Linked DNA regions of Homo sapiens: region 2 is linked to region 1. A link is a loop called in an ENCODE intact Hi-C map of the cell type or tissue named here. Cell type or tissue: endothelial cell of umbilical vein. All regions are shown on one strand. Links, peaks and the distances in the headings refer to the core of each region. The heading gives the core; the rest is flanking DNA. Region 1 has its middle 120 kb from the start of SLC38A1. Region 2 has its middle 35 kb from the start of SLC38A1.

The links. Hi-C counts contacts between places; a loop is a spot of excess contacts. Peaks named below come from ENCODE experiments on the same cell type or tissue, not always from the same donor. Only the 100,000 strongest peaks of a DNase experiment are listed, where the experiment ranks them.
Region 2: it touches region 1 in a loop (9-fold over the local background); 37 of 110 quality-filtered maps call a loop at or near these places.

What each region holds. Positions count from the first base shown.
Region 1 is chr12:46,149,813-46,156,627 of GRCh38, forward strand. No RefSeq gene overlaps it. Among named protein-coding and RNA genes, the nearest start is that of SLC38A1, 120 kb to the right of the region's middle. In endothelial cell of umbilical vein, for the core only: a CTCF peak has its summit at 3,652; DNase peaks (open chromatin) are centred at 2,779 and 4,599; H3K27ac peaks cover 756 bases.
Region 2 is chr12:46,300,620-46,307,434 of GRCh38, forward strand. No RefSeq gene overlaps it. Among named protein-coding and RNA genes, the nearest start is that of SLC38A1, 35 kb to the left of the region's middle. In endothelial cell of umbilical vein, for the core only: a CTCF peak has its summit at 2,633 (motif pointing left); no DNase peak of the experiment used is centred there; H3K27me3 peaks cover 140 bases.

The DNA of each region.
Region 1 (6,815 bases), core at 1,281-6,280:
GTATCATCTTTCAGCCATCAGATTAGCAAAGCCTTTAAAAAGTGATGGCATTTAATGTCAGAGAAGCTTTCAAGGGATTCACTGTCTAAAGAGAAAGATAGATATATTTAAAAAATAAATCTGACTGAAATACATGCTGTCATGCATTACTGGTGTATGAATTACTAGGAGCTTTTTGAAATAAAATTAACATTGTCTATTAAGATTTAAAGTCCACATAGTAATTGACTCAACAAATACTTACTTAGAAGTCTGTCCCATAAAAATAAACACACACAAAATTCAGGATACACACAAGAAAGTGGTCATTAAAGCATTGTTTGTATTGGGAGGGAAAAAAGGAATAAAAACAAACTGAATGTTCTACAATAGGGAAATGATCGAATGAATTCCACTATATGCAATATTATGCAGTTATTTAAAAATGTATCAGATCTATATTCATTGAGCAAGAGAGATATCTTTGGGTAGATGGCTAAATTAAAAAAAAAAAGAAAGTTGCTGAATAATGTGAGTAGAATGATTCCATATTTACCAAAGTGAAGCAAATGAAAAGTAAGCAAATAAAACCCTTGTGGGTGTTCTGTGTTTGATGGAGAAAGTGTGGAAGGAAATATAGTTAAGCTCCAAACCAGCTAATAAAAGCCAATTTAGCCATAAAGTAATGAGAAATGTTAGCAAAATATTTTTTACATCATTTAACCAGGCTGTTCAGCTGTTCCTTGGGGAAGTGGGCATGGAGGAAGGGGGTGGGGGGAGGTAATGAATGCCTTATATTGTTTAATTAAATGCTTTGTATTGTTTCATTTGTTACAATGAGGATATACTACTTTTGTAAGTTAAAAAAGCCTCTTTGAGCACTCCAACCATTGTGTTATTTTCATCTGACTCTCATTATGCCTTGAAATGCTACTTATATTTTGTCATTCCCTCTTCCTTTCTGAAGACAAATTTTTATCTCTCCAGGCCCAGGTCTAGAGCTACCCCACTATGAAGCCTTTTTTGACTTGCTTACTAGGTAGACTTTCTTTGTACCCTATGATTTTCTTTACTATTAATTTAGCGCTGATGTGGTTTGGCTCTGTGCCCCCACCCAAATCTCATCTCGAATTGTAATCCCCATGTGTCGAGGGAGGGATCTGTTGGGAGGTGATTGGATCTTGGGGGTGGTTTCCCCCATGCTGTTTTTGTGACAGTGAGTGAGTTCTCATGAGATCTGATAGTTTTAAAGTCTTTGGCAGTTTTTCCCTGCTCTCTCTCCTGCTGCCCTGTGAAGAAGTTTCCTGCTTCCTCTTCACCTTCTGCCATGATTGTAAATTTCCTGAGGCCTCCCCAGCCATGCAGCACTGTGAATTAATTAAACCTCTTTCTTTTAAAAATTACCTAGTCTCAGGTATTTCTTTATAGCAGTGTGAAAATTAACTAATACAAGCACTTATCAGAGTTAACCATGCTGTGTGTTTACTTGGCTGTCTACTTTTTGCTAGAACTTAAACCTTTCAAGGGTAGAGACTCTTGTTTCATGTATTTAGTAATGTCTGTGCCTGGCACAGAGTCGGTGCATAATAGTTGTTTGTTGAGTGGAGAAGCTAAGTCTTTGAAGGAGAGACTTACCTTGTATCATGTAGTTCATAAGCCTATTTATGGCACTGTTCAAAAATATCATTGCTCCAGTCAGCAATCTTTAAAAAAATCTGATGATTAAGAAGATTATAAACACTTTTCTGCTGAATCTTAGTGGGAAAAAAATCCCTAGGATTAATATATTTAAATTAACCTTGAGATGTTAAGTTCTCATGTCAAGTATTTACTTGTAATAAAAATAGATTTTCCCCCTAGCTCTGCATTCCCTAATATTTAGAAAGGTGTCACCAAATATATACAAACATTTCTGACAGACCTAAATGACAGGGAGAAAAAGGGGATGTTGTCATACTCATTTTTCAAGGTCTATTTCTTTTCTGGTTTTCCCAATGAAAGTAGCATTTTTAAAAGTGCTATAAAAGTAATGCCTAATCATTTTTAAAATAATAAAATGCAGAAATTCACAAAAAGAAAGTGAAACCCACTTGGAATCTTATTATTTGTTGATAAATACAATTAGCATTTAACAATATATATCATTTCAGGCTTTTTTCTGTACCCAACTCACAAATATTTGTACAAAACAGGATCTTAAAATCATAGCATTTTGCAACCTGATTTTTTACTTAAAATAAATCTGGTCATTTTCATATTAATACATATAGACCTACATCTGCACTTTTAATGGTATTTTTTCTCTGGATGTATCATAAGTTATTAAACCAATATCCTATTGATGATGGATGCATAAAATTAAGGTAAGGAAATCAGACTATCTGTGTTGGAACCCATGGTATGCCTCTTATTAGCTGTGTGACCTTGGGCAAATTTATTTAAATTCTCTGGACCTCAGCCTCCTCATCTGTAAAAGTGGGGAAAGTAATAGTGCGTACTTCCTAGGATGATCATGAGAATGAATGAATGCATGTGAGCCACCTATTGCAGTGCTGGTATACTGTAAATGCTCAGTGTTAGCCACTAGGTTAAGTATCTTTAGAATGGTAGTGGTAAAGGAGAAAGCATAATCAAATAAGCTGAATGGTAACATATTCACAGACTAGAGAACTGAAATACAAAAGTGACATTAGGAATAGATCGGAAAGAATGTCTATCTGTAGTGTTCATTTGACATAGTGGAGAATCTTTGCCTTTGTTTTTCAGGAAACACAATTGTTCTTGGCTCCACTTTAGAGGATGCACATGGCTCAGTGCAGGGTGAGATTGATTTTGGCAACTGAATGGAACATTGGAGAGTTGAGTTTTAAGGCTCATTTGTGAAAAACAATAGCAATAAAGCAATTGACTAAAATGTCCTAATACAAGAAAATGATTGTTTAGAGTGTTGGATGTGATTTTTGGCTCTTGAATAAATTGCTTTGTTCCATTCATGAGAATAGCAGGGATTTTAACAAACATTATACAGTATTTTAAATTTTAGAAGAGCTTAAGTCTTGCATAATTTTATTTACTGTTGAGTAAAACGACTATACAGAACTATATTTCATTCACGTGTGTATATATGCCACACTATTAGAGTTCCCTTGAATTTATATAATAATGATAAGAATAATTCTGCATGCTTGTATAGTGCTTAAAACTGTTGTATGAATTTTTCAATTTTTAGAGGATTGCTTCCTTTTTTTAATTATATACTCTGATTAATCACTACTTTTGAAAAAAAGTAAGAAATCAGATCAAACTTATTTAACCTCAGGTTAAAGAAAAGAAAATGTGTTTTTTTTTTTAGTTGTGGAGAAAATGCATAGCCAAGAAAATCCCTGTTGAAATGTAAATTTTATAATAACATGAACTATAAAAAAATCATATGAGTGGCCGATGCCATTAAAATCAATTGATTTCTGTCGGACACAAACTACAGAAATCCCTTGTCAGAGAGGAGGAATATAGTTATTTTTAACTTGGTAACAAAATATTAATTTTGCATTATTTTTACCTGTAAAACCTTTCGGGAAGAGACAAATTACTTCCCCGTTGCCTAAGACAAAACAAAATGAAAACCATGTAAATTCTTTCATTGCACAAACTATTGCATTCCAGATGGTGGTGCTGTTCTCATTGAAAGAACACATCCCAAAAATGGTTTTGTTTTTTTTTTTTGAGGTAAAATTTTGCAATTACTCTTTCATTTATAAATTAAACTGTTAAGACAACAATAAATTATAGATACACTTTCTACTAGCCTTTAAAACTATTGTTTTTAGATTTGGGATTACTTTAATCTATAGTGATTAATCAACCATGTACTTAGCAAAAAGATAGTGGTGTGGTATATTTATTTATGGTGGGTAGTGGTATAAAAGTGTACAACACCATTCTTTGTATTTGAAAAGCAAAATATCCAAAGAATGCCACTATCTTTTTAAAACACAGTGCTACATTTATGAAGACACAAAAACCTATAGAAAAGGTGCAAAATTTTAAGACAAATCATTACTCAGATGGTTAAATGGAATTGCTAGTCAGATTCCAGCAGGGAAGCAGACTATTAAAGTCACACAATATATAACTGCCAACAGCTTTGCTTTCATTTTAGATAACATTTTGTTGTTGTTATTTCATTTTTTCAGTTTCATATTTTTATTCCAGTCACTTCCTAAGAAATGAAAATTTCTTTCTTTCTATAACATTTGCTTTATGAAATAATGCCCAAATATTCATATGTAGCTCTCTGAATGCCTGTGGATGCTTAAAGAAAAAATATCACCACATATTTATTTAAATTAGATGAAATCCAAATGTTTCCTGTGCAAGGACTGCAGTAGTTCTGTGAATTTGGGCGGGGATTGTCTCTAGTGTGGAAGTTGTTCCCCGGGTAGAAGCTCATATTAAAATGATTAAACACATCTTTCACTGTAAGAAAAACCAATCACTTTCTGTCAGGAAACTAGACATCCCATGTCCCCTTCCCTGCATCAAAATATCCTTAAAGGTTTTAAACTATTTTCTTTCCTTAGAAGAGTAAACAGTGCAGTTGACTCAGAAAGGAATCTGAGTCAGAAAGGAATCAGACTGGGATCAGTCTGGGATTCTGGAATCCATCAACCACTGACTTTTGGCCTTAGGCAAGATGCCTCACTTGTCTAAGCTGTTCCTTATACATAAATGAAAGGGTTGAACTAGCATATAGATAACCTCTCAGGCCACTTCCAAATCTATAACTATGATTCTAAAAGATATTAATAGAGATTTAATATATATATGTATTTACACACACAATAATATATATGTATATTTACACAATAAGCAAAATGAATTATTATTTGGCCATAAAAGGAAAGAAGTACAGATACATGATAGATTAAGATGGATGAGCCTTAAAAGCATAAACTTTCATTCATGCTAAGTGGAAAAAGCTAGCCACAGAAGACCACATATTGCGTGATACCATTTATATGAAATGCACAGAAGAGTCAAATCTGTGAAGACAGAAAGTAGATTAGTGGTTGCTAGAGACTGGAGGATGGGAGAGGAGAGTTTGGAAGTGGGACTTGACTGCTAATGGGTATAAGATTCCTTTTTGGGGTAATGAAATATTTTACAATTAGATTATGCTGATGGTTGCACTCTTAAAATATATTAGAAGCCATTGAATTGTATGATGTAAATATAGTGACATATAAATTATATCTGAATAAAGCTGTTTTTTAAAATGTGTATTTATATATATGAATATATATGTGTATTGTATGTATATATGTGTGTATTTGTCTATGTATGTAAACTCTGAAGTAGCATAGGTTTCCTATGATGATTCTTTGGCAAGCAGCATGATCTTAAGAGCTTTCACAAGCATAATATATTATGGGTTCCCATGAGAAAGGATGTGTAAATATATAAAGCAGTAATTTGGCTTTTCAAGTGCCGGAGACAGATGCTTTGGACAGGCTTAGGTTTATCCCTTCCTGCAACAAAAGTTATAGGTCCAATGGGTCCCTCCATCTAAGATGGCTTATTCTAAAATAAAACTTCTTTCTAAGGCCTGTTTTCATTGTTCTCAATATTCCAGGTAAGTTTACAAGGAGTGAATTTTGGATTTCCTATCATATGGTTTTATAGATTTTGTGTTTTTTGTTGCTTATTTTCTCCTGTTCTTTGTCTTTTATTCAATCATCGAAGTTTTATTTTGTTTTTGTTACATTTAGTTTTTCTAGTTGCTTGGAAGTTACACAATCTATTTCTACTTCATAATGATTATTCTTATATCTTTTATAATATACCTTTTAAGTATATTTTTCTCTCTATGTCTAGAGTGATCCAGCATTTAACTCAATCATGAGACAAACTTTTGCATACCTTCATTTACCAGCTTACTCTTTTTCTGCTGCTATTTTATGCTGAGATCATCTGGATTTTCATTTCTGGTGGTTATTCTCTTTCCTTACCTCCAATTATTAAGATTTAACTTAATAATTGTTAAATTATTAAGATTTAACTTAATAATTGTTAAATTATTAAGATTTAACTTAATAATTGTTAAATTATTAAGATTTAACTTAATAATTGTTAAATTATTAAGATTTAACTTAATAATTGTTAAATTATTAATTAACAATTATAAGTATATAATAACTTAATAAGTCCCCTACTTATGATGGTTTGATTTATGATTTGTCAACTTTACGATGGTGTCAAAGCATACCCATTCAGTATGCTCTTCGACCTAAGAGGTTACATCAGGATAAACCCATTGTAAGTTGAAAATGTTATCAACTTACAATAGGTTTATTGGGATGTAACTTCATCATAAGTCAAGGAGCATCTGTAATTTTGTCTAGTTTCTTTGTCCATTCCTCCCTTTTTTCTATTCCTGTGTCTTCTTCTTGAGTTCATTTTTCATTATTTGGGAGTACATTCTTTACTAATTTTTTCAGAGATAACTCATGGTTGATAATTTTTTGAGTAGTTACATTTATAAAAATGTCTTTGCCTTCACCTAAGTTATAGTTTAGCTAGGTATAGAATTTTAGGGTCAATCTTTTCTCAGAACTTTGAGGATGTTACAATCTTCTTAATTCAGCATTATTGAAGTCTAATGTCAACATGATATTCATTCTTATATAGATCATCCGTTGTTTACCCTCTAGAAGCCTTTAGAATGCCCACCTTATTCTCTTTGTTCTGAAATTTCACAAGGGTCACTCTGAGTAAATCATTTTTTTAAAAATTTATTCTGCTTGGAACCTGGTGGTTAACAATATGAATATTTTCTT
Region 2 (6,815 bases), core at 550-5,549, 150 kb after region 1:
GGGAGGCCAAGGCAGGTGGATCACGAGGTCAGGAGATCGAGACCATCCTAACATGGTGAAACCCCATCTCTACTAAAAATACAAAAAATTAGCTGGGCATGGTGGCAAGCACCTGTAGTCTCAGCTACTCAGGAGGCTGAGGCAGAGAATCGCTTGAACCCTGGAGGCAGAGGTGGAAGTGAGCCAAGATCGCACCATTGCACTCCAGCCTTGGCAACAAGAGTGAAACTCTGTCTCAAAAAAAAAAAAAGCTGCAGTTTCTGCTGAGATTTTACCCAGTGGGGGCAATATTTGTCCCCCAAATTTCTGCAGTTGCATTTATGTTTGTGAGAGCCTTAAGTGCGGGGAAGAAGTCAGGTGCCGCCTCTTTCACCAGCTGTTAGTTGTTTAACAACAGTAAGTAGAAGTGTTCTTCCTATTAAGTGGGAAAGGGAAGCCGGCCTGCAGGGACAGGCAGAAGTGGGGGGTGATAAAGAGGAATCTTCAAAAGGGCCTTCCTCTTCAGCATTTTTCAGTGATGATTATTTGAGAGATTTGAACAGCTGCATCCTGCAGCTGTGTTTCCAGCTGTGCTAAGTGGGGTTGAGCAAAGCACCCCAGTGGCTTTTTTCTGGGACATGTAGACTAGCCAGTAAATACAGTAAATATGGTAGAGCTGGGACTTCATTGAGCCTTGAGGGAATTAGCTTTCTGGACAACTTTCAGAAAGTTGAAGTTCTAACTTTCAGGCATTGGAAAGATCAAGTGAGCCAATGTACATAAAATAAAAACCTACACAGCACTATATTGATGAGTTTCTGTGAGATTATCAATATTTCTCCCCTTAAGCTCTAAAGCTTCAATGCTTAATCACCATTACTTTCACATATGTTGTGGAAAACATTTTTAATTGCTTAGCATATTTTTAAAATGTGAAAACATTACAATGACCATGATGAATGTTTTAGAGCAAGGAAAGAATGATTCATCATTTGAGAACCCAAAAATTTTCATTTTGGCCTTAAAATATTTAAGCTTATAAGAATAAACTATATTACAAAAAAATTTTGAAAAAATTAGCATCCCATTACCCTAAAACAACTGTCATCAATCCTGTGTATTCATTTCCAAGATTTTTTCTAAAGGCAACATCTGTCAAGTTTAAATTGTAGTGGATATAATAATTTTGTAATCTAATTCCTTTTTGCTTTTCCGTTTAGTATCATATTAGATAGGAGACAGTTTAGGATAGTGGTTAAACTCCCAGGCTCTGGAGTCAGCTATGAGCTTCTATAAGGAGTTCTCTTTTCATCAAGTGGAAAAGGAGACTAGCTAGATAGGAAGAGGGAAGCGAGCATGAAGGAAGAACCTTTAAGGGAGCCTTAAATAGGCTGGGAGCGGTGGCTTATGCCTGTAATCCTGTAATCCCAGCACTTTGGAAGGCTGAGGAGGGAGGATCACACGGTCAGGAGCTCAAGATCAGCCTGGCCAACATGGTGAGACCCCGTCTCTACTAAAAAAACACAAAAATTAGCCAGGCATGGTGGCATGCACCTGTAATCCCAGCTACTCAGGAGGCTGAGGCAGGAGAATTGCTTGAACCCGGGAGGCAGAGGTTGCAGTGAGCCAAGATTATGCCACTGCACTCTAGCCTGGGCGACAGAGCAAGACTCTGTCTCAAAAACAAACAAACAAACAAAAAAAAAACAGCAACAACAAAACGAGAGAGCCTTAAACCCTGCTTCCTAGGGTTATTGTGAGACAGAAAGGAAGTAATATCCATACATATCTAATATACAGCTTGGAACATAGTAAGCATTTAATAAATGGTAGCTATTGTACCATGCATATATTGTAACATAGACTTTATGTAAATTATTTTAATATCAACATAGAATTCCATTGGATAAAGGTAGTATAATATCTTTAATCTATTATTGGCTTTTAATTCTCTTTCTTTCTTTCTTTCTTTTTTTTTGAGACAGAGTCTCGCTCTGTCGCCCAGGCTGGAGTGCAGTGGCGCAATCTTGGCTCACTGCAAGCTCCGCCTCCCGGGTTCACGCCATTCTCCTGCCTCAGCCTCCTGAGTAGCTGGGACTACAGGCGCCCACCACCACGCCCAGCTAATTTTTTTGTATTTTTAGTAGAGACGGGGTTTCACCGTGTTAGGCAGGATGGTCTCGATCTCCTGACCTCGTGATCTGCCCGCCTCGGCCTCCCAAAGTGCTGGGATTACAGGCTTAAGCCACTGCACCCAGCCAATTTTCTTATAATTTTTAACATTATAAATAATGCAGGACATATCTGTCCCCACATTTTAGATGATCTTTTGAGACCACATATAGGTTAACAGAATTACTACGTCAGCAAACATTTTTTAGAATTTTTGATACATTTTACTATATTGCTTTCCAAATACGTTCCAATATCATCATCAATATTTGAAAGCAACAGTTTTACTGTACCATTGCCAGGATTGAATATGAAAGTTAATTTGTGTGTGTGCATGTGTGCATGCATGTACACACATGCCTGTGTTTGTGTATGCTTACTAATTTGGTGGGAAGCTAATGATGATGTAAGATTATTTTTTGCTAAGCCAGAGCAAAGTCTCTGATAGGCTGGCCTGTGGAACTAGGAAGTACTGCCCCCTAGAGGTCATCTGCATGATCCTGGCTGACTGACTTCCTAACTGTGTTAGAAAGTTCCAGAAATTTAACTCCCTTGGAATGTTGTCGCTAGATGTTCAGTTTTATCTCTCAACTTACAGTGATCCGGAAACTCAGGGTAAATGAACTAAATAGAATACAGCTCGCAAATGGGGCTTACGATGTGTAGAAAGTTTTAATGTAAAAGAGAGAACCTCCCCCCAAAACAAAAATCATTAAACTTCAGGAAGAGGCAATTGAGCCTTTAAGGAAAAATCATCTTAGTATAAAGATATATATTGCACAGAGTGGTTCAGGCTTAACTGCAGAGTCTGGGCTGCTGGAAAGAGTTGGTGTTCTGCGGGTTTAGAAAGAGAAGATGGTGATTAAGGAGTAGAGGAAGGAGAAGAACTGTATCATGTGTGGCACATCTCTGCTGTGGTTACCTTTCTCTGAAATGGCTGGTCTCCAACTAGGAAAAGCAGATGTCTCTAACCAGCTGCAAAGTGAGAAAAGATCTAGAGTGAATAGGACAGGCAGGGGTCTGTGGGTAGTAGAGCAGTAGCCCTCGGTGGAGCAGGGATGGCTCCAACAGCAGACACTGAGGCAGGGAGAGCATTGCTCTAGGCACCACTAAGTATATGTGAGGCAGTGGGCCTGCTCATTAAAGCTTACTTTCCTCCTTCTGAATTGCTACTTCTGATCTACTATAGGCTTGGATACCAGATACTTAATCTTGTCAGAATTGTGTGTAAAATAACAATAAAAGTTCCCTGAAAGGAGGATTCTGGGAAAATGGCAGAATAGGAAGCACCAGAAGTGTGTCTCCCCACCTACACAACAATCACAATGGCAGAATCTGGCTAATGTAACTATTTTGGAACTCCGGAGTATCTTCAATGCTTGCAACTTCCAGGGAAAGGCTCAGAAAGTAAATTACAGTTTCTTTTGGTCCATTTCAGTTCTTGGCACAGTAACAACTACCTCAACCCTCTGGCAGGCAGCTGTACACATGTTCCTGGAGCAGATTGCACACAGCTTGAGGGAGCTAGAGAGGGCAAAAAGGACCCTGTCCTAATGTTTGGGACCTGTTTGCTGATCGCTGCTTCTGATTACAGAGATATAAACAAAGGGGCAGGAAGCCCCTATTGTTGCACCTCTCTCTATTATTCGAAGTCCCTCTTTCTCTGGCTGAAGTGATTTTCAGAGCATTTAAATGGCTGGCACATTTTTTCCCCTTCATTTTGTCTTTTTCCTCTTTGGGGACAATACATTAAAAACTAGAACGTCCAAAAGCGACTACATATACAGAGAAATTAGAAAGTCGTAGTGCCTGCCCAGGGAAAGGCAGAGGCTCAGAAAAGGACTGAGAGGACTTTAGGTTTATGCCTCAGGCTGATCCTCAGCACAGAGATAGCCTACAATAATCAATAGACAAACAAAAACAAAAACCAAAACCCTGGAGAAGGGGGAGAATCTGATATCCAGAGTTACTACATTATTCAAATGTCCACTTTTCAACAAAAAAATCACCAGGTGTACAAAGAAACAAGAAAGAAAGACTCATTCAAAAGAAAAAAATAAACAATAAACCAAGAGAAACTGTTCCTGAAAAACACCTAATTCTGAATGGACCAAAAACTTTAAACAACCATCTTAAAAATGCTCAAATATTTAAAGGAAGACATAAGGAAAGTCAAGAAAACAATGTATGCAAAAATGGAAATATCAGTAAAGAGACAGAAAACCTAAAGAGAAACCACAAAAAAATTCTGGAGCTTGTAACCTTGAATATAGGACAAAAGAAATTATCTACTCTGAGGAACAGAAGTAAAACAAATTGAAGAAAAGTGAACATAATGTAAGGGACCCATAGAACGCCATCAAATGGACTGATCCATGCACTGTGGGAGTCCAAGAAGAAAAATGATAAAAAACAGAAAGAATATTTGAAGAAATAGTGGCCAAAGCATTCTAAATTTAATGAGAGACATGATTATAAACATCCAAAAGCTCAATGAACTTTGAATAAGATAAACTCAAAGACACTGATATGGTTTCAATCTGTGTCCCCACCCAAATCTCATGTTCAGTTGTAATCCCCAATGTTGGAGGTGAGGCCTGGTGGGAGGTGATTGGAGCATGGGATCAGATTTCTCATGAATTGTTTAGCATCACCCCCTTGGTGCTGTTCTCCTGATAGTGAGTGAGTTTTCGTGAGATCTTGTTGTTTAAAAGCATGTCACACCTCCCCACTCACTCTCTCTCTTGCTGCTCTGTGCTTGCATCCCCTTCACCTTCCACAATGATTGTAAGTTTCCTGAGGTCTCCCCAGAAGCCAAGCAAATGCCAGCATAATGATTCCTGTACAGCCTGCTGAAGTCTAAACTTCTTTTCTTAATAAATTACTCAGTCTCAGGTATTTCTTTATAGCAATGCAAGAATGGACTAATACAGACACCCACACCAACACATACTGTAATTAAACAGTTGAAATACAAATATAAAAAGAGAACGTTGAAAGCAGTGAGAGAGAAGTAACTAATCACATACAAAAGATTCTCCATAAAAATATTAGCAGATTTCTTATCAGAAACTTTGGAAGCCAGAAGGGAGTGGACTGATATATTCAAAGCGCTAAACAGAAAAAAACCTGTCAATGAAAAATCCTATACCTGTCAAAATTATCCTTCAGAAGTGAGGGAGAAATTAAGACATTCACAGATAAATAAAGCTGAGGGACTTTGCTCCCACTAGACCTGCTCTACAAGAAATACTAAAGTAAATCTTGTAGGTTTAAATTAAAGGGTACATAAGTTAAGAGACTAGTGCATTTAAAAAATATTAGTTTATGTTTTGGAACACACAATGTATAAAGATGTGTCACATCAATAACTGAAGGGCATGGATGGAGATATAAAAGATAATTTTTGTATGTCATTGAAGTTATAAATTCAAATTAGAGTGTTATAACTTTAGTGTGTTAAATGCAATCCCCATGGTAACCACATAGAATTAGCTATAGAATATACACATAAAGAAATGAAAAAGAAATTTAAATATTTTACTACAAAAAAATTGATTAAACACAAAAGAAGATGTAATGCAGAAAATGAGGGACAAAAAAGCTGTAAGGCACGTAGGAAACAAACAGCAAAGTGACAGAAGTAAGTCCCTCCTTATCAATAATTACTTTAAATATAAATGGATGAAATTCTCCAGTCAAAACACAGAGATTGGCAAAATGGATTAAAAAAGAAACATGATCCAACTATATGCTGTCTAAAGAAACTAACCTTATATCCAGACAAACAGATTGAAAGTGAAAAGATGGAAAAAGCTCCTTCATGCAAATAGTAACCAGAAGAGAGCTGGGATGACTATAACTAATATTGGAGAAAATAGACATATCAAAAAGATTACAGGAGACAAAAATAACATTATATATGCATAAAAAGGCCAATACAGCAAAATGATATAACAATTATAAATGTCTGTGCACCTAATAACAGACTATCAAAATTTATGGATCAAAAATGTACAGAATTGAAAGAAGAAATTGAGACTTCAATATCCCACTATCAATAACAGTGCAACTAGACAAAAGATAAGTAAGGAAATAGAAGATTTAAACCACACAATAAAACAACTAGATCTAGTAGATGTATATAGAGCAGTCCACCCAACAACAAAATGCACATTCTCCTCAAGTGGACATGGGACATTTTCTGGGATGGACCATATGTTAGGTCACAGATTAAGTCTGAATAGATTTTATTATTTTATATATATATATATTTATTATACTTTAAGTTCTAGGGTACATGTGCACAACGTGCAGGTTTGTTACATATGTATACATGTGCCATGTTCGTGTGCTGCACCCATTAGCTCGTCATATAAATTAGGTATATCACCTAATGCTATCCGTCCCCACTCCCCCCACCCCCCCATCCCACAACAGGCCCTGGTGTGTGATGTTCCCCTTCCTGTGTCCAGGTGTTCTCATTGTTCAATTCCCACCTATGAGTGAGAACATGCAGTGTTTGGTTTTTTGTCCTTGCGATAGTTTGCTGAGAATGATGGTTTCCAGCTTCATCCATGTCCCTACAAAGGACATGAACTCATCATTTTTTATGGCTGCATAGTATTCCATGGTGTATATGTGCCACATTTTCTTAATCCAGT